Linked DNA regions of Homo sapiens: region 1 is linked to region 2. The links are chromatin loops, found by intact Hi-C in ENCODE. Cell type or tissue: dorsolateral prefrontal cortex. All regions are shown on one strand. Each heading gives the region's core, and the rest is flanking DNA. Links, peaks and the distances in the headings are about the cores only.

Evidence for each region. Peaks named below come from ENCODE experiments on the same cell type or tissue, not always from the same donor. Only the 100,000 strongest peaks of a DNase experiment are listed, where the experiment ranks them.
Region 1: a loop joins it to region 2, with 2.2 times the contacts of the local background. A loop is called at or near these places in 1 of 110 quality-filtered maps.

The regions. Positions count from the first base shown.
Region 1 is chr6:46,242,056-46,251,467 of GRCh38, reverse strand. It overlaps RCAN2 (regulator of calcineurin 2), which reads left to right. Exons shown (of 5, transcript NM_001251974.2): 3 at 2,572-2,745; 4 at 4,549-4,720. LOC105375079 (a long non-coding RNA gene) reads right to left here. Exons shown (of 5, transcript XR_001743802.3): 3 at 6,472-6,583. Among named protein-coding and RNA genes, the nearest start is that of ENPP5, 76 kb to the right of the region's middle. In dorsolateral prefrontal cortex, for the core only: no CTCF peak of the experiment used is centred there; no DNase peak of the experiment used is centred there; H3K27ac peaks cover 608 bases.
Region 2 is chr6:46,319,461-46,330,340 of GRCh38, reverse strand. The region is part of intron 2 of RCAN2 (regulator of calcineurin 2); the gene reads left to right. All of the region lies in intron 2 of LOC101926915 (a long non-coding RNA gene), which reads right to left. Among named protein-coding and RNA genes, the nearest start is that of ENPP5, 150 kb to the right of the region's middle. In dorsolateral prefrontal cortex, for the core only: no CTCF peak of the experiment used is centred there; DNase peaks (open chromatin) are centred at 4,260 and 4,680; H3K4me3 peaks cover 3,718 bases; H3K27ac peaks cover 4,000 bases.

The sequences.
Region 1 (9,412 bases), core at 4,166-8,165, 80 kb after region 2:
GGATTCTGTCCTTAAAAAAATATTATACTCTATATAGAAACAAGAGTTTTTAATCTCTTAATTCTCCTATTCCTGAAAACTTCCCAAACTAATCAAACTACCAGCTGTGACTTGACCAGTTCAGAGTACTCTCATTGTGAGGAAACAGAATGCATTTTAGTCATCAGTATTCCTGCTCAGGAAAACACAGTATTGTTGGGACACAATTCCGTAATGAGACTACTTGGAGTGGTAGCTGAAGCCCTGAGTCTGGGAGTTGGCTGATCCCAAGGCTTAAGAGATGAAGGGAGACAAAAAGCCTGCTCTGCATAAGACAAGGAAAAATTCTTGTTTTGTTCGTGATGGGAAAAGGAGTATAAGAAAAAAACTGAAAATGCGAGAAAGAACCCCTCAAATCTCCACAAATGTCACAAAAAAAGCAAAAGCTTTTATTGTATTCTTTGGGGTCCTTGGACTGGTATAAAAGAGAAGAGTGTGGGCAGACAAAGGAGTCAAAGATAGGAGGGGGAACTGCAGCCTGGGGATTCTCAGAAATGGGCAGCAGGGTATGGAATCATCACCAACATGGGCTTGAAGGTCTGATACAAGTTGATCTGGATGCCCAAGAGGCAGGAAGACCTTCCCTGACATTCGAGTTACTCCTCCTGTGGAGCCTCAGAAGTCAGTGTTTTTACAACCCCACCTCACTATGTTGATTCTCTTAGATGTGATCTAATTAAATATAAATGCTCTTATTAAAATAAGCATCTCCTCCTATCAACCTGACAGTATAATTCTTTATCAAGTTGACAGTATCTCTCTAGTCAGGGTCACAAGGACTTTGGCCTGGTCCTGGCTCTGCTACTGACTGTCCATGTGCCCATGGGTAAGTCCTTATCTTTTCAGATCTCAGGGTTCTGACTCGTAAAATGATGGAGGTGAGGAGGAAAAGGTTGAGTTCATCATCTCTTAAGTCCATTCCTAGTTAAAATTCTATGAATCTTGCAGTATTAATATTTCATGCATCTCCATCCTTACTTGTACTCACTGTTATGAGAAATTACCTTTTACTGTTGAAATAAAAGAATCAGGTTGGTTGTATATATAATTTCCTTAGTGGAAGTTTCTCTATTAAGAACACACTAGCTTATAACATATACTAGTTTTCTTATAATAAGGATATTTTTATGGCTAAGAGGAACCAGACAGATCAGACAGATGGTATTAACATAATGCCTATATATTTTTTCTTTTTTAATTCTCTAGTTTTCTGTTATGCCTTTCTGCAGTGTTCTGGGTGTCCTCTTACTTGTGTGTATCTGCTTCACATGTTAGATTGTTAGATGGTTGAGGGTCAGAACAATGTGATACTCATCTCTGTATCCTCTTAAAGTCTTGAGAGAGACCATGCCTCATACAAAGTAAGCATTTAATAGATACTTACTCAGTTGAATTGAAATTGTGTATTGAGTCTAAAGTTTTTAATTACTGCTTTGTATTGTGATAGCTTGGTTATGCTGTAGGAATAAAATAATTCTCAAATCTCAGTGATTTAATGCAATAGAGATTTTTTTTTTCCTTGCTATGGCAGAGTTGGCTATAGAATGGGGTTGGAGTCGGGAGAAAACTATTTCTGCTTCATACAGCCACTCAGGGACCCAGAGTGAAGAGAATCCTGTTTCTGACAGCTGTACCTTTTGAAACACATGGCCTCTTCAGAGAAATAAACTGAAAAATTACTCGAGGGCTTTCTTCTGCACTCTACACGTATTTCATTGACCAGGACTAATCAAATGGTACTGCCTGACTAGGAAACTGGATGGAGTGGATCCCATATTTTTAGGCAAGAAAAGTGCCCACCCCTCCCTAGGCCTGGCATGGTGGCTCATGCCTGTAATCTCAGCACTTTGGGAGGCTGAGACAGGTGGATCACTTGAGGTCCGGAGTTCGAGACCAGCCTGGCCAGCATGGTGAAACCCCATCTCTACTAAAAAATACAAAAATTAGCTGGGTGTGGTGGCACATGCCTGTAATCCCAGCTACTCAGGAGGCTGAGGCAGGAGAATCACTTGAATCCAGGAGGCGGGGGTTGCAGTGAGCCAAGATCATGCCACTGCACTCCAGCCTGGGCAACAGAGCAAGACTCTGTCTAAAAAAAAAAAAAAAAAAAAGAAAGAAAGAAAGAAAAAGAAAAGTGCCCCCAAGATTGGTAATCACAATATTTACCATATGCTTTACTCAGTAGCTCCAGTATTTTGGAGATAATGAACTTCTTTGAGAATCTAATGATCATTATGATCCCTCTCCTCTACAGAAATACTCAACATTTTGCGTAATTTCCCATTTGTTTCATATACTTTGAATGCTATTCACTGGTCCTCTAGAGAACCTTGGACCAAGATTATAAATCATTCAGGCATGTTTTGCACCTGGCAACAGATCTACAGATGAAAAAAATACATTACTGGTGTTCTATTTAAACCATATGTTATTAACAGCCTATTTATTTAGTTGTTTGTTTTTATCAGATATGACATCATACGAGATCCATGCCATGGCCAATGGATTTTCCTCTGTGTTTGTTTTTATCAGGAAAAATTTGAGGGACTGTTTCGGACTTATGATGACTGTGTGACGTTCCAGCTATTTAAGAGTTTCAGACGTGTCCGTATAAACTTCAGCAATCCTAAATCTGCAGCCCGAGCTAGGATAGAGCTTCATGAAACCCAATTCAGAGGGAAAAAATTAAAGCTCTACTTTGCACAGGTAAGGTAATTGTTTACCAAAGTTATTCTTTTTGCCCTACATTATTTTTTACCATTTTAAAATGTAAATGAAGCCCTTTCTATTTTCAGATTGGTTGGTAGTCTATAAATTAATTCACTGAGAAATAGACCCACATCATGATTTCCAGACAGAAACAGCTTAGTGGCTTAGAAAACAGGCTCTGAGAGCTGCCTACCAGAGCAAGTTACATAACCTCACTGGGGCTCCTTATTCTCATCTGTAAAGTGGGGATGATCAAGATCTACACCCCATACTGTTATGAGGATTGCATGAATTATTGTGTGTTTAAGTGCCTAATATTTGGCAAATACACAATAAATGCCCGCTAGTAGTTATAATAAGAATGACGTAATCACAGCTATTCCTAACCTTCCTATCAGGGTTATAATTAAAACTTAAATCATATGACAGCTTTAGTGGAATGTATAACTTTTCAATGATTCATATTTATGAGAAAAGGTGACAAATATATGGAAATTAATTTGTTTCATCCAAAAATCAATTCTAGCTCTTCCAAAATGAAATGAGTAATTCTTGGCAATGCTTATGAAGTTCACAGCAATAGAAATCAATATCCATCATGTTCCATTAGTGCCCTCACCTCATCACTAGATACCTTGATCCATCTCTTAAGTGATCTGTAAGTATGGTTTCCACCTTCAGATTCTACAGAGATGGCACAGTGAAAAGAACACAGACATTGGCCCTGCATCCATGTTCAAATTCCATCATTGCTATTCTAATGTGTGTGATGTGGACAAACCTCAGTTTCCTCGTCTTTAAAATCTCACTCAGTTCCTTAAAAAGTTAAGCATTGAATTACCATCTGGCCCAGCAATTCGACTCCTAGGTATTTAAAACAGGTACTCAAAAAAATACATGTACACACACGTTCACAACAGCACTATTCACAATAGACAAAAGGTGGAAACCATTCAAATGTCCATCAATGGATGAATGGATTAGCAAATTATAGTATGTCCATATGATGGAATATTATTCATCCATAAAAAGGACTAAAATACTGATAAATGCTACAATGTAGATGAACCTTGAAAACATTATACTAAGGGAAAGAAGCCAGACACAAAAGGTCACATATTCTGTGATTCTACTTATAGGACATATCAAGAACAGGTAAATCTGTAGAGACAGAAAACAGCATGGTGGTTGCCAGTGACCAGTGGGAGACAGGAATGGTGGTAACTGGTAATGGTAGTACTGGTAGCAATAGGCAGAGGAGTTCCTTTAAGGTGATGAAAAGAGCTTGGATCTGGATAGAAGTGGTTGTTGCAGGTTAGGAATGTACTAACTGCCACTGAACTGTTCACTTTCAAGTGGTTAATTTTATGTTATGTGAATTTCACCAAGGAAGGAAGGAAGGAGGAAAAGAGAGAAGGAGAGAAGGAAACATTTGGCAGGTGCGTGGTGGGACAGTGGACTGGCAGCCAACAGCATAGCCTGGGGATCTATTAGAAATGCAAACCCTCAGGCCCCATCCCAGGCCTCCTGAATCAGAAATGTAGGGGATAGGGCTCAGCAATCTGTGTTTTAGTAAGGACTGCAGGTGATTCTGATGTACAGTAAAGGTTGAGATCCACTATTTTCAGGATTAAATAAGGCAATTGAGCACATGGTATGTGGTAAGTGGTAATTATTATTACGGTCGGGTTCATCGGTTCATTTGTCGCAGGCTGAAACTAAACCCATGTTTTAATGTGCCAACATGACACATCTGAAGCCATGATGAATAAGTTTCTTCATCTCTACTCTATTTGAAAGGTTCAGACTCCAGAGACAGATGGAGACAAACTGCACTTGGCTCCACCCCAGCCTGCCAAACAGTTTCTCATCTCGCCCCCTTCCTCCCCACCTGTTGGCTGGCAGCCCATCAACGATGCCACGCCAGTCCTCAACTATGACCTCCTCTATGCTGTGGCCAAACTAGGACCAGGTAAGCTTTGCGGTCCATTTTAAAAATAAACGTTTGTCAGCAACCTAGAAAAGCCAAATGAGATTAACAACCTTGAGATCCTGGGTTCACAGTAACATCTGCATTTCTAATAGATTTATTCCTCTGTGTGGACAATGAGAGGGAATGATGGATGAGAATGCAGCATCAGACTTTGCACCCGTTCAAAAAGCAACTCAGGAACCTGTACTAAAATGGTGTCAAGTCCATGAAGCTTCTGGATTGCAATGCAGATATTTTAAGATCCAACAGCACTACCTAATTCTTGTGGGATTTAACTCTATCCCAGGAGGAAATTGTTTCCTCAGAACAGACAAAATGAACCCTACCAGCTGGAAGGAGGCATCTATGCTGTGCAACCCAGTTTTATTGCTGTCACAGTGCTAGTACACACTCAGGAACCCCTTGTTACAAGAAAACCTGCCTGCCAAAGTGAACCTCCAAGTTCCTAAGAAGTCAGTCACAGCAGCCTCTAACTTTAAAAAAATCTTAGTCACTTTGTTCTGATGTTGGCATATGTAGCTCTGATTCACTCATTCTCACGCAGTATAGCATTCTAAAATATGAATCTACCACCACACTTTATTTAGCCACTCTCCTGTTGATGGACATTTAGATTATTTCCAGGTTTTTTGCTATTACAATCAAAGTAACAGTTAACATTCTTGTACATCTCTATGCACTTGTCCAAAAGTTTCTTTAGGCTTTGTAGTTAGAAGGGATACTGCCCTCAATTTCAGCAGATGATGACACCTTGCGCCCCAAAGTATTTTTTTCTGTGTTATATTAGGAGAGGAAATAATAGAAATTGAAGGGGCTGAAACCAGGTGGCAGCTGAGATTTTTAGCACTGTGAATTGAGTGGTAACTAATGGCCATTATGTCTGCTCTGTCTACTGCTGGTTATCTTGGGATAGGAAGGAGCTTTAAAAATAGAATCTGAATGCCTGACCCCACCCCAAGAGATTCTAATTTGATGTGGGTAAAGTTCAGGTATCAGTACATTTTAAAAGCTCCCCCACTGATTCTAATATGCAGATAAGTTCAAGAACCACTGGTAGCTAAATGCCAAGTACCAAGAATAGTCAACTTATAAGTTCTTACCAGCATTTCTTAATGTAGCAGGAAAACATTTGGCCCAGAGTCGCCCACCCCAGAAATCTGCAGTTTTGATAATCACATCTGTTGATCCTTGTATACGCCAAAACCTGAGAACCCTAGGAATTATGGTGACCAACTGTCCTGGTTTCTCCAGGACTAAGGAGTCCCTTGGCCATAGGACCTTCACTGCTAAAATCAGAAAATTCCCAGGCAAACCAAGAAAAGCTGGTCGTCTTACCAGGTACCTAGATTAAGATGATGCTGATCTGATTAATAAGCACTTCTTGCAAGAAGATTGCCAGCTGTTGCATGTATGTCCTGAAAGTTAAATTATAGAACTTTCAAGAGCAAGCTCACTGGAGGTTTCCTTGTAATCACCATCACATCACTCAGCTTCTCAGGCCCTTTAAAATGGCCATAAGTTTTACCTTCAAGAAGCAGTAGGTATGTCTAACTAACATGTGCTGATGAAAGAAGCAATATAATAATAAGAGAGATGTTAGTGAAATATGATTTCATTAAACGTCTGGTTCACATCCAGGATCCTGATCTTAGACCCTCCCCCTTCAGAGAGCCACATGTGTGATATGCTTAAACACTGCACAGTGTATAAAGTAAATTAAGTCTACTCACATGAAGCCTTGTGAAGCCCTTTCCCACAGTCATTCAGGACATTGCAGAAACAAGCACACATATCCAAATGGACCAATTTCAGCCAAGGTCCTTGAAGCTGCCAGTTTGACTCCTATGCACAGATATTGACAAGGACACACTTGAACACTTTGTAGAGGTGTTTTGAATGTCAGCAAACAGAGCTCTTTATAGAATCACTAAGGTCTTGGCTAGAGGACCTAGGAGTCTGACCTGGATTTTACAGAAAAGGAAACTAAGGCCCAGAGCGAAGCAGGGAGCTGATTTGACAATGAAAGTGCCAGAGCTTCCAATGCTGTGCTCTTCCTACTTCACTATTTAGAAAGGAGGCTCAGGCTATGTCAGACTTTCTAACCATCACACCCCAGCTGGACTCCAGCTCACTCATGTGGAGCTGATCATCCAGTAAAATTCAAATCATTTTTATCAAGAATGTGAAAGAACATTAGTTGTTGTCAGCATTCACAAAGATTGATGCAGAAAAAGCTAGGGGCAAGTTCCAGACACCCTTACTGGCTGACCCAGCTGAGTCCAGGCTCTGGAAGGCACAGACAGGGACAAATGTGACTTGGGACTGATGGAGGCAGAAGGCACAGATGGGATGGAAATTAGGCCCCGGAAGGGACGCTCACAGAGCCTGACACAGAAGAGGAAGGAAAGAAAGAGGGAGGAAGGAAATGGTCTTAAAGAGGCAGAGAAAAAAAAGCAGTTGGCGATGGGGGATGGGGAGCTCGGAGTGGTAAATAACTTATCAATAATGTTAAAAATACACGCCTTTTACCTTAATGTTACAGCTAATCTATAGCACCCACCTTCTTTTATCACAATAAATGTACCATCTACCATTTTTGAAGGGCCCTGCTTTGTAATAAACACAGAGATAGGACCTATTATTATCCCCATTTTATGGATTTGGAAACGAGGCTGTAGAAAGAAGCATGAACTTTCCCAAGGTGACACAGCTGGTTGGTGACATCGTCAGATTTCAAACCCTGGCGCTTCTGACTCCAGAGAGTAAACTTCACACTCCGCCAGCTGGCCTTCTATTAAGGATACTGGTTGGCTTGGCTGACTTCAGGCCTGCTCTGCTTCAACTCTGGCAAACATTTATTTGTTTTTAACCCTGAATCAAGAATTATTTCTTGGTTTTTTTTTTTTTTTTTTTTTTTGAGACAGAATCTTACCCTGTCACCCAGGCTGGAGTGCAGTGGCACAATATCGGCTGACTGCAACCTCCTCCTCCCGGGTTCAAGCAATTCTCCTGCCTCAGCTTCCTGAGCAGCTGGGACTACAGGCGCATGCCACCACACCTGGCTAATTTTTATATTTTTTAGTACAGACGGGGTTTCACCATGTTGACCAGGCTGGTCTCAAACTCCTGACCTCGTGATCCACCCGCCTCAGTCTCCCAAAGTGCTGGGATTCCAGACATGAGCCACCGCGCTAGGCCTCAAGAATTATTTCTAACAAACACCAATCTAAACTTCCAGAAAGCCTAACCTAGTGTCTGGTAAATGTGCAAATGGAGACTTGTGCATTTGGTACAAGAGCAAATATTGAGAGTTTCCTGATTTTTAAGTATGACTGATATTGTGTCCATGGAACAGCTGCAATCTGGATGTATTTTCTAGGATATGTTTCTCTCCATTCCTTGCCAGCAATTTGGGACTGTTTGTCTTTATTTGGTTATCCATTTATCCCTTTTCTATGTCCTTGAAGCTTCCTCAGCCACACACATGCATGATTTGCGTCCAACAATTGAGTTGAAAATATCAGACGTTAAATTAAAGGTTGTTTCAGCTGCAACAATCAGGGAGCAGGGCCACACCCTTCCTCCTCCCCATGGCATCCTCCCCCACATCGCGTCTCTGCCCCCTTCCCAACCAGGTGCCAAGGCAAGAGGTTGCTCCTTCAGTCTCCTCCTGTCACTTTGCACAAATATTCACTTTTCCTTATGGTAATTTTCTATCATTCAACTTACTATCTTCACTTCTTACTGAGGGAAAGAATGCATGTTTCATTCATTTTGGTATTCCCAGTACCTGAAACTACCTGGCACATAGTGGATGCTCAATAAACATTGGAGGAATGAATGTGTGAATGAACGAAGGAATAGACCAGAGCTATTAGCCTGCCTAGAGATAGTTTCTTTACTGACAAATTGTTGCTTTCTTATAGCTTTAGCCAGACTCAGTCGGGAAGCATTAAATTAATGTTTTCTATAATTAGAGGACTTCTAGCATTTTCATTTTTAAAAAAGTGATTTAGTAAAATTTAGTTTTAATCCTTTGGCAGAATCATTTCAGTAACAAATTATAACTAATTGCATGTTAAAGAATGACTACCTCAGTTCCAGAAGTACAGAAACAAATTAGAATGGGAGCAGAGGAAAGCAACTCAAATGATCAAAGGAATGGAGTTTTGCATTAGAGGAATGATGAACAGTGTTTAATTGGTAGAGCAGAGTGATTGAGAAGGTATGTAGACATTTAAAGCTGCTGGGAAAAAGTCAGTCTAAAGAAAGAACGTTATGGAGCAGGGATCCAGAGTGAGATGGGACTCGGGCTAAGTCAACTGACTGGCTGCCCCCAGAGGCAATGACACAGTTTATTAGGACCCTTTCATGGAGAACAAATGAAACAGTGGGGATCCAGGCCTCATCTCAGACAAGCAAGGGGCAAAACAGTCTGTAGTTCTTTAAGGAGGAATATTGGTGACCTCTCAGAGAGGGACAAGTCCAATTCCTGAAAACTTCTAGAGTGGTCCTAGAAACAAACATAAAGAAAGCAGTGCAGTTATAATGGAACCATGATCAGACCCAAACCTGTGGGTGCCTATTGAAATCCTTTGAAATATTTAAGATGTTGCGACAGGAGACGAGGGCCACGTTATATTCAAGAAGTGTCTCTCAGTTCCCTTTATT
Region 2 (10,880 bases), core at 3,035-7,034:
CAGAATCACCTGGAGGGCTTATTAAAATACAGATACTGGTCTTCCCTCCAGAGTGTCTGATTCAGTCTTGGGTGGGGCCCGAGAATCTGCCCTTCTAATAAGCTCACTAGTGATGTTGATGCTGTTGGTCTGGGGACCACACTCTGAGAGTGACTAGCAGAGAGGAAGCAAGATTGGCCCCTTGTTAATTATTCTTGCACCTGGGTGGTGGATACATGAAGGCTCATTATTATATTCTGTCTTCTGCTGAATATATTTGAAATTCTCCATAATAAACATTTAAAAAACAGATGATCCAGAAGGCCATACAGAAGGAGCAGAGCCTTTGACAACCCATAGCTGTAATGGGAACTTCTATGCTCATTAGCCAAACAGGCTTGGCTGCTGCTACCACAGCTTCCTCTGGGATTGGAAGGTGTGCATCTCCTCCTGCTGAGATGGAGGTGAGTGTATCAGCTCAGCTGTCCATCCTTTTAGAGAATTGCCTGAACTGAAGGGAGGGCAATGGCCTCTGTCCAAGGGGTCTGTGCATAATGCATCCTTTCCTCAGTGTGATCGGTCATTGCAAGAGCAGTGGTTTGGATGAATCCCAAGGTTTTCTGGCCACTTCAGCTGGAAAGGACACTCCTGAACAGAGCTAAGCCAGGACTCAGCTCTCAGAGATGAGAGGTTATCACCGAACTCACCATGCCTTTGCAGCCCTTCTGCAAAAGCCTCCCTGCAACTCCTGGATCTAGGAGGCACCTCTATTGGTTTGAGTCTCTCTACTTGCCTTTTTAGATTCATTTGTGTATTTATCCATTCATCTTTCAGATGTTTATTAGAGTAACTCCTAAGTGTCAGGCATCCTTCTAGCCCCTGGGAATAAGCAGGGAGCAGAATAGGCAAAAATCTCTGCTTTTATGGAGATTAAATTCTAGTTGTGAGGACAAGCAGTGGACACATAAAGAAATAAATGAACAGAATAATTTCAGGTAGTGAAAAGTGCTGTGAAGAAAGTTAAAATGAAGATGCCAGGATAGTGATTGACTCTGTGTGTGTAAAAATGTGCACACAATTTTTATTTTAGCTGATTGGGGAATACTTTTCCAAAGAGATGTGATCTGAGCGGAGATCCAGATGATAAGAAGGAGCAAGCCATGAAGAGATCTGAATATTTTCAGAGAGAGGGAATAGCAAGTGCAAAGGGCCTGAGATGGGAATGAGCTTGGAAGTTTTTCCTTTGTTTCTTTCTTTTTTTTTGGAACACCAATAAGGCCAATTGGGCTGGAACAAGAGGAGTGAAGAAAGGTGAGAATGATATGAGATGAAGTGGGAGAATAATCCAAGTCTAGTGTTTACAAGGCCTTGTAGCCATTGGCCAAAGTGTATCTATATTCTAGACACCTCCAAGGCTGCAAGTCAGCCCCTAGCTATAAAAAAACACATTCTCGGCTAGGGGTGGTGGTTCAAGCCTGGAATCCCAGCACTTTGGGAGGCCAGCGTGGGCGGATCATGAGGTCAAGAGATTGAGACCCTCCTGGCCAACATGGTGAAACCCCATCTCTTCTAAAAATACAAAAATTAGCTGGGCGTGGTGGCCCGTGCCTGTAGTCCCAGCTACTAGGGAAGCTGAGGCAGGAGAATCATTTGAACCCAGGAGGTGGTGGTTGCAGTGAGCTGAGATCGTGCCACTGCACTCCAGCCTGGTGATAGAATGAGACTGTATCTCAAACAAACAAACAAACAAACAAAACTCTAGAGAAACAGGACACTGTTATAACAGGAGAGCCTCCTGGGCTCTCTAGCCAATAGGAAAATGACCATATTGTATAGACGAATGACTATTAAAAACCCAATAAGTTGGGGGTTTAAAACCCACTAATTTTAGTTCAGAGTTACTGGAAAGTTCCTTTGCCCCACAAATCATCTGCTCTTGATGCCTAGAACTCTGCCCTAAAAACACAATTTGCCCAACTTAAGACTCTGTCTCTTATTAAAATATGTATTCCTCTGGGAGGGATAATACTATGAGTTATCAGTCATTTAATGCTTATACAGATGAGTTGACAACTGTCCTTGAAAAGATATTTTAAAAGAGGAAAGCATAAAGTTAGTGGGTGCTTGGATAGCAGGAAGGAATCTGTAGGGCAGAATCAAATTAGAAAGGGAAAGCTGAGGATACATCAGAAAAAAAAAACTGCCTATTTTACAACTTCAAGTAGGGCTTTGCTTCCTGGATAATGTCCTCTGGTCAGGGCATATCACAGCAATGTTTATCTTTTATAGCTCTTTCCTAAACATAAAGTGTGAAATAATTCATACAGCCCCTTATGTAAACAGAGCAATGATTAGAATGTGTTGCTTCTACTTTGCTGTTGTTTCTTGATGGGCTCTGGGCACACGTGGACTTTGCCTCTATGGATGAACTGTCACTGATATGGCATAACGTTTTCATGAGTATGAAACAGTGATGTGCTGGAACAGCCCGTGTGAGCAGATTACATGCATGTCTTCCCAACTTTGTATTCAGTTTGACTTCACACTGACTGCTGGAAATCAGCCATGATGAGCATATTTACACCATAGAAATTGACGAATGCTAAAAATTGAAATGTTTCTTTTCAGAGAGCTGATTGTTAAACATTTACCAGTATGCTGTGAAATGTAAAAAATAAATTTTAGGATATGCCATGGCATATGAAAAAATATTCATTTCTTTGTTTTGCCTCTTGAACAGATGCCAGTGATATTCAAAATCACATTCATCTTTGTATTACTTTACATTTTAGCTACACTTGTACAGGTAGATCCCCCATTTACCTTTTCAAAAGCTGCCTGGTACTTCATGTTGGCCAGGTTTTGCATCATCTGGCTCCGGCTGCCTTGTATACTTCAGGCTCCAGCCAGATTTAACCCTGAGTGAGTTTTGCATCCAAATGCCTTATTCTTTCCTTTGGACATTTCTAGTCTGTTTTTACCTAGCTGAAGGGCACCCCTCACTTCTCTGTCTGCCAGTATCTTTCCCGTATTTCAAGGTCAGAGCAGAAATTTCCTCCCCTTCTTTGATGCTCACCTGCCATCCTAACATGGGATCCAGCATTCAGCATTCATTGCTCTTTCTCCAGTGCTCCCACTGAACACTTCCTATACCTATTCAGCCATCACCATCCCTGCCTTGTGAAATGTTGGTCTCCATGTCTTATCTCCTCCCCTGGATTTTAAGCCCATTGATGATAGTGACATTTGCTTTTTCATCATTTTATCCTTGAGAGTATCAGATGCAGAGCTTTGCATAGTCATTACTTGATATTAGTTGGATTATATGCATATATGACTTAATATTTCCCACAGTGTCCTGGACAGCGAAATAAATGCCACTTGAACAAATGCACAAAGACACACACACACAGTTTCATCAGTCTAAATATCCATATTTGTGGCCTGATTACCTTTAGCATAGAAAATGCCTTGTTGAAGGGGAACATTGGACTCAAGTGTACACCAATGAGGACAAATGAGAAAGCTTCTACTCTCAGTCTGAAATGTCACCTTTCTCATCTGCATGTAAAATTGGGAGGCTTTTGTCCAGTCATATGTTAGAAAAGTACCAATCTGTTATAAATCAGGATGTTCCAGTGGCCACTGAAGATACAACTGAACTCTTAAGGATAGATACTGCTACAATGTTAGTGAGTTCTACTGGGACTTGTATAACTAATGATAAAATAAAAAACAATTGGAAATTTTTCCTTTGGTCACTCCTGTGAAAGGAGGCTATTCCTGTTTGATTGATTTATTTATTAAACAAGTATCATCTTCTTGTGCCAGGCAATCTGTGAAAGACTGAAGATATAAAGGTAAATCATCTGTGGCCTTGCCCCTCAGGGATTTATAATCAGGAAAAAAGCCTGAGAAAGCAAAAGGATGTGTTCAAAGTCTCAGGTGAAGTCAAGCCCCGAGGATCTGACAAGCTCTGAGACACATCAGTGAGTTTGCCCGTTAGACCCTGCCATCTGTCCCCGTGTGAAATATTTGCTGTAACTCCTTTCCATGAACTGCTTTTGGTTTGAATGACCTTGGAGACAGCCTGAAATCCTGAGCTTGGAAGGGTGCTCTTAGCGTTACTGGTCTGCACTTATAGCCTTCAAATAGAATTTCCACAAACCTCTAATTATCTCCTCTTACCATGCTCCCTAAATGACAGACGACCAGCTCTTTAGTCACTCCAAGAACGGATTTCTATTCAGCCCATGCCCGGGATGCATTAGGATGCCCAGAACATGTGTGGCTGCTCTGAGTGGCACAGAGCAATTAACAGAAGCCAAGCAATTTGCAAAATGCCTCAACTTCCTGCTCATCTCGAAGGCAGAAAATTGTCAAACCTTAACCTCAGGAGGCTCATCTGCAGAATTACACCTCCCCCACCTCAAAGAAGAAACTCTGGTGTCAGATTCACCCCCTCCTGCTTTTTGCAAACATAAGCACTCGGCTGCAACAACAGCTATGACTCAGTTCCTAGCTAACGCTGCTTGAATTGATTTAGTCTGAGTTCAGATTTAGCACATAATCATGTTCAATTTGCTCCACTGCACTGCCTAGAGATAAAAGGCTTGGAGAAAAAAAAATAGCTTCAGCTTGTGTCAGTCTTTGTGGTGATGTCATTGCCATGAGCGAGCCGGGCCGTTCGTTACTCTGCTGTGCTGCCTCAGACGCGGAGGGCTGCGTGCAGTGGGAGCGGGCTCCAGGAGCCCGAGCCTCCAGCCGTCCCCAGAGCAAGGCAGCACCGAGGCCTGGCCACAGCAATATCCATCTGGAAGCTCTTCCCTTCACTCCCAACTCTGAGGTTGCCTAACTCTTTATTAAAAATTCAGAAGGGGGAATGCCAGCCCCTAGCATGGACTGTGATGTTTCCACTCTGGTTGCCTGTGTGGTGGATGTCGAGGTCTTTACCAATCAGGAGGTTAAGGTATGCACCTGCAATCTTATTTTTCATTGTTGCTGTTACTGACGCTGCTTGGCAGAGCCTTTTTAGCATGAAGAAATAAGACTTTGGTTAATAGTTTTCAGCTCATAGTCTGCGCTAGAAATGCATGTAGTGAGTGCATGGCTGCATTAAGTAGAATAAGTTGGAAGAGGGACCAGCATATTATTTTTAAATATGACAAGGTCTGCCATTGTTTCTTCTTGTCTTTTTTATTAGGTAATCCCTGGTCAGTCCTTTCTGAGTAGACACATTTTCATATTCTCATATTGTATCTTTGTCAATAAGGAGAATTTTCCAGCCCTCAATGTCAAGAGGGATTTTGAATCAATGATTACATGAAGAAAGCACACATAATAAACCCAGCATCCAGGCCAGCCTGACAGTGGGGCAATAACCCTTTCTGGCATGTCACTTAAATATCCTGTGATGTGGTCTTCAAATTAAACAATAGCTGTTCTACAGATGGCAGTTTCAGTCCCCAGCTTTCTGGAAATCAAAGTTGGAGAACAGCTGCCTAAATTTTCTTTGTCAGGCAAAGAAAGCAAGTCATTTTCCTTGAGCAGTTGTTCATAAAGTTTAGGCATAAATATTTCGCATCTTAAGGCTTAGTATTATACATGCTGGTCCTCACTGATTGCCGGCAGCAGTTGTTGACTTGTCATAGGTAATCGTCCTCTGATGATATTCATTCCCTTTTATTTTCCATTTGGCTTTATATTATGGAGAAGATGCCAGGCTTGCAAAATGGAAATGTTTATTTTTTCTCTCATATTTAATAGAAGAACTAGCTGAAGCTTCTTATTTAAACAGTTCACTCACACATATACACGCACAGAAGGTCAGTTGTTCATTGTGTGGTGGGAGGAATAAAAGGTGAATTACATTGCATAATCATTTACCATCCTTGCTTTAGTCTTAACTTAAGGAAAAACCCTGAATTCTTTATTGTTGGGTGTGCAGGTGACACCCTGGTGCTTTACAGGTGGGGATTTATGTGTTCTTGGCATAGCACATGGCTATGTCATTCAAGATTGCAGCTTTAACAATCTTTTGAAATAGATTTGATAATCTGGCATTTTGTTCCTGAATATTTTAAACATGTAGCCCTGTATTTACTAATTTTTGTGTCAGTGCCATGGAAATGTCTACCACCTGTCATATGAAGGTTCAGAAAATAAGGACATAAAGGTTTGGCACTGTCTGTGATTGCATTGAGAATGGAAACATGCATGCAGAGACCCACAGTCCTGCCAGTCGTACTTCCATAGCACTTGAGAAGGGAGAGCAGTCATTTAAAGCCAGCGTCAAGTCCAGTGTGGGTAACCAGGTAGAGAGACATCTTCCAGTAACCACTGGAACATAATTCCATCTATGGAGAATAAAACTTCACAGCTCCCTTCTGTCCTCAACAGTTATCTGTTGTTTACACACTTGCCCTGAGAATGTCATAAAATATTCTAAACTTTATTCGTTTCAGAAAAGATAATGAGAAAATATTTATTGGAGATCTGCAACATGCCAGGCATTGTGCTTATATAGGAAAAAGTTTAAAATATGCTTATATGGCATATGTATCTATGATATAGCTATAAAAATAACCAACTGCCGAAGGTTTCTTTAAAGACAAAGAATATTTTGTGGAATTAAGAGGATACAAAGTTGTTACAGCTGGTTGTATGTGAGTGGTTGGGGTGGTTTTATGGAAAAATGATACTTAAAGATGGGTAGATTTTATACAGAAAGAGAGAAGGCACAGCATTTTGCAGTCTAGTGAGTCAATTCTTTTGACTGCAGTAGGTTCTCTATGAGAGATTAGAGGCAAACGGGAAAGGAGGTGAGTCAGGGCTAGATGGTGAACAGCTGATGCTGTTCTTCATAAATTTATGAGGTTTTTCGAGGAAGACTGTTACCAGAAATATGTGCTACATGTATTTACTGCCAATAGCTCTGAATCATCATGGGCTTTTTTCTTTTCTTTTTTTTTTTTTTAGAAAGGTTACCTAATCTTTCTGGGCCTTAGTCTTCTCATATAATGTGAGAATAGTAGTAATTTCTACCTTATTAGCTTAGAGACAAGAGAATTTTACATGTAGAATAATTAACACAGTGCCTGACTCCTATTTAATGCTCAATAAATGTTAGCTATCACCATCGTCATCATTGTCATCTTTGTAGGCACTCTCTGAAAGTGATAGGTAACTTTTACCAGTTTATCAGAATGTCCTAAATCCAGCTGAGTTTACAATGACAGTCTAGCACACAGAAAATGTTTTCCCTCCCACCCCACTCCCAATACACACAAACACTCTAGCCACTTAGAAAACATGGCTTTCCATTTTTGATATTTAATCATCTAATGTAAAGCAGTAACATTATTAAAAAGCAAAGATCTACGTTGTGCTTATTAAAAAGGGGGAAAATGAACAAATTAAGGTGGGCCAAATGTTATGTGTTAAGAAAACCTGCGCTCCTTGTTCAAAACTGACCATTACTCTTATCACGAAGAAAGGTTCAAACGTAAAATTCTAGGCACCAAACAAAGCTTCCCCAAAGGTATCTGTCTTCTTCATTCATTACTAATAACTGGTGGAGCCAAGAGTTCCTTCTTCAAAATCTTTAAGGTTTATTGTCAGAGAAAAGGGAGGCACATGGAAAGGGTCTGTCTCACCTGCTTACATCCATCTTGCTTAATCTCAGTCTTGTTTGTTTAATAGGCATCCCCACTTTCTACATGTAGCCCCCATGGGCAAGCAGCCATACTAGGGGGATGCAACCAGCAGGCCTCCTTCATAAGTATGGGAGTTTATTTGAAATGGGTAGAAGCATCCACAAATCTAGTTTCCCATAGTGACACAGAAAGCCTCATCCTCCAGTGTGGCTCTCAGCTGATTGTATTAGGGGCCCTTCTGACTCCAGTTTCCTAAATTTCATCAAAGCTGCTCAAGCAATAATACTAAAAAGAGGAGGAAATCAGACAAATGGAATTCTGCCATATTTGGCTTTCTCTGGAAATTCCATTGGTGGTGTTGTGAACTTAGCCGTCTGTTCTGCAATGTGAGAGTTCTCAGAAAGATCTAGAAGTTGAGAGCCCTCAATAGAAAATGCTATAGGGGAACTGCAGAATTTCTGTGTGTGTGAATGTGCAGGGTTGATGTTCTCCAGTATTCTCATATTTCTGAAAATAGTCTACCCACTCCACAAAGAGCCAAACCCTTGGGAAAATGAAAGAGATCCAAGAGATTGGTAACGAAATTTACATTTCACTTTAGTCCAGTGGTTCTTAAACCTGATTGCACATCGGTGTCCCCTGGAGATCTTTTAAAAATATTAATGTGCCCAGGCCCCACCCCCAGAACTTTTACCTGGCTGGTCTGAATGGAGCCCAGGCATAGGTAATCATATAAAGCCAGTGTCTTGTCTCTTTCAGGCACAAGTAGGTACAGGTGAGGTCAGCCAAGAATTGTCTAGAGTAAGCTCTGCTTAAGCACTTGGATCCTTATCTCCCCAGCTAAGACTTGATGTATGCAGTTTTAAAAACGGTATCTCTGAGCTGTCAGAAATGTTGACGCTCACCCAACACTTCAGTTCTCCACACCTGCAGTTCCTTCACCTGATTCTGAGCCAACAGCAAATGCTCTTCTTTACTGCTGGCCACTGTGGGGGGCCTTCTCAGAGCTGCAGAGTGCCACCACTCTGCCAGGGGGCATCCAAACCTGGGGCTGCCCCTTCTCTGCAATGGTGGCTTCCTGCACAGAAGAAAGGGTGGGTTCCTTCTCTCTAGATTGGAGGGCTTCTGATTCATGTACCAGGTTTCCAGCCTTGTCTCCATGGGCATCCATGTAGGACACAAGGAATTCACAAAGCTCCCTTCCGCTCATTAGAGCAGGCAGGAAACATGACAAATCTTATAAGAAATACAGAAGCTTCAAAGACCCTTGGCACTTGAGAGATTTGTTCATTCATTCAAAAACATGTGTGGAGCATTTATTACCTACCAGGCAATGCTCTAGGCCTAGGAGTTCGATAAACGTCCCTGCCCTCACGGAGCATATATTCTAACATGAGATGCAGACAATGAAATAGTAAACAAGTAAATATACATGGTAATTTCAGCTAGTGATGAGGGCTATGAACAAAAATGAAGCAGAGTGAGAGATAGAGCATTGATGGGGGAGGAATGGCCACTTTTGAAAAGATTGCCATTGGAAACATCTCTGGGGAAGTGACAGTTTATTAAATGTCATTGTTTCAATGTCATTCAGAGATCTAAAGAAATTTAGAGAGCCATGTACAGAGCTGAGAGAAAATCATTCCACATAGAGTGAATAGTAGGTAGAAAGAGAGGCCATCTTAGCCATCTTATCTGATGTGCTCCTACCTAGTCCCCCCACCAGCACTATTTAACCTGTTTCAATCATTCATTCATTTAGGTACCCATTGAGACGGTCACTGTCTCAAGCTATAATTTATTTTTTTAAGGAGACTCTTTTTCAGAAAACTGTACTTAACCTAATTCCCTCATGCTACGTTTTAAGCCCAATAGCTCTCTTAGGGTAAGGGTAAATACAAGTAGAAGTGTGTTTTCAGCACAGTAATTCTTCATATGCTTGGAATCTTAGGATTGCTACAGGACAGCTCTTTTCTCTTCTGAAAGGCCAAGGCCTTTTTAAGGTCACTCATAAATCCTACTTTCTCTCCTCTGCTTTTGAGAATTTCTCAACATCCTCCCAATCCATGTGACCTGGGACAATCTCTTAGCCTTTCTGGATGCAAAATAATCATGCTGAGAAAAATCCCCTACTGCTCTGTGCATTTTATTTTTCTTTTTACACGATAGTATACCTGACTGAGTCAGAGTCTATTTGTTTTATGCTGTTGTGTGAGTTATGAAAAAGACCAGCACATCATGGCCACTGAGTACAATGAAATCTCTCTGTCATACAAACCACTGGACATTTCAAATCACTTGTTTTGTATGGTGAGAGTGATAGGAGGAGAAGGATGAGGCTGAGTTGGTATGATGCACTTTGTACTCTGCTTTGAGGAGAAACAAGTGACACAATTTAGTATGTGTCACTTGTTCAGGAATTGTTTTGGAAGAGAAACTTAGGTGGGTGTTGGTCAAGAAAGCTGGTTGAACTTCATGCCCATTTCTTAAGTTTTTTGCGAGCACTAGGGTAAGGATCTGGGCACAACCAATCATGACCTATGGCTCTGCAGAGCTCTAAAGCTCTTTAAGAATTTTCAAAAACCATTGTGTTCACTCAGTAACTTAGAAGTGTTTGAGTTGTATATGATTTAATCCTCAGAAATGGTAAACCCTCTAGAGGTATTCATGGTAATTAACGTTCAGTAACCAAAACGTGAAGTCAACTGAAATGCTCATTCCCTATTCAATGACCATAATAGTAATATTAAAAATAATATTTTGTCATACATCTCTAGACCATCTTTGGTTTATGAAGAACAAAAGGCAGTGTGTGTGTGAGGTGGCAAGAGAGATGGCATGTGTATAACAGATTCTAACCCTCCAGCAAAACAAATGTTGCTATTTCTCCGGTAATAACATGGACTAGAATTGAGGCCATTTTGGAAATAAATGAATTAATGCAAAACTGAAAGTTAAAATTAATGATCTCTAAAACAATTCTTTAAGAACTTAACATTCTTAAATGTACAATACTAAACATTTTCTTGCCTCTGAAGAAAGTAGCAAACATCTTTCAGAGAGAGGGAAGAAATGATTTTATGAAAGTGATACTCCCTGAGAAGGTTCAGAGGCAGATTTCTCAGCCACCTATCACATTTGGTAAAGACAAGGTAGACCGTTCAACTAATAACATTGTTAAGTGGGGAAATCAACTAAAAACTTGTTTATCTGTTTAAAGAATCTTTTAACTGTTGAGAAGTAACA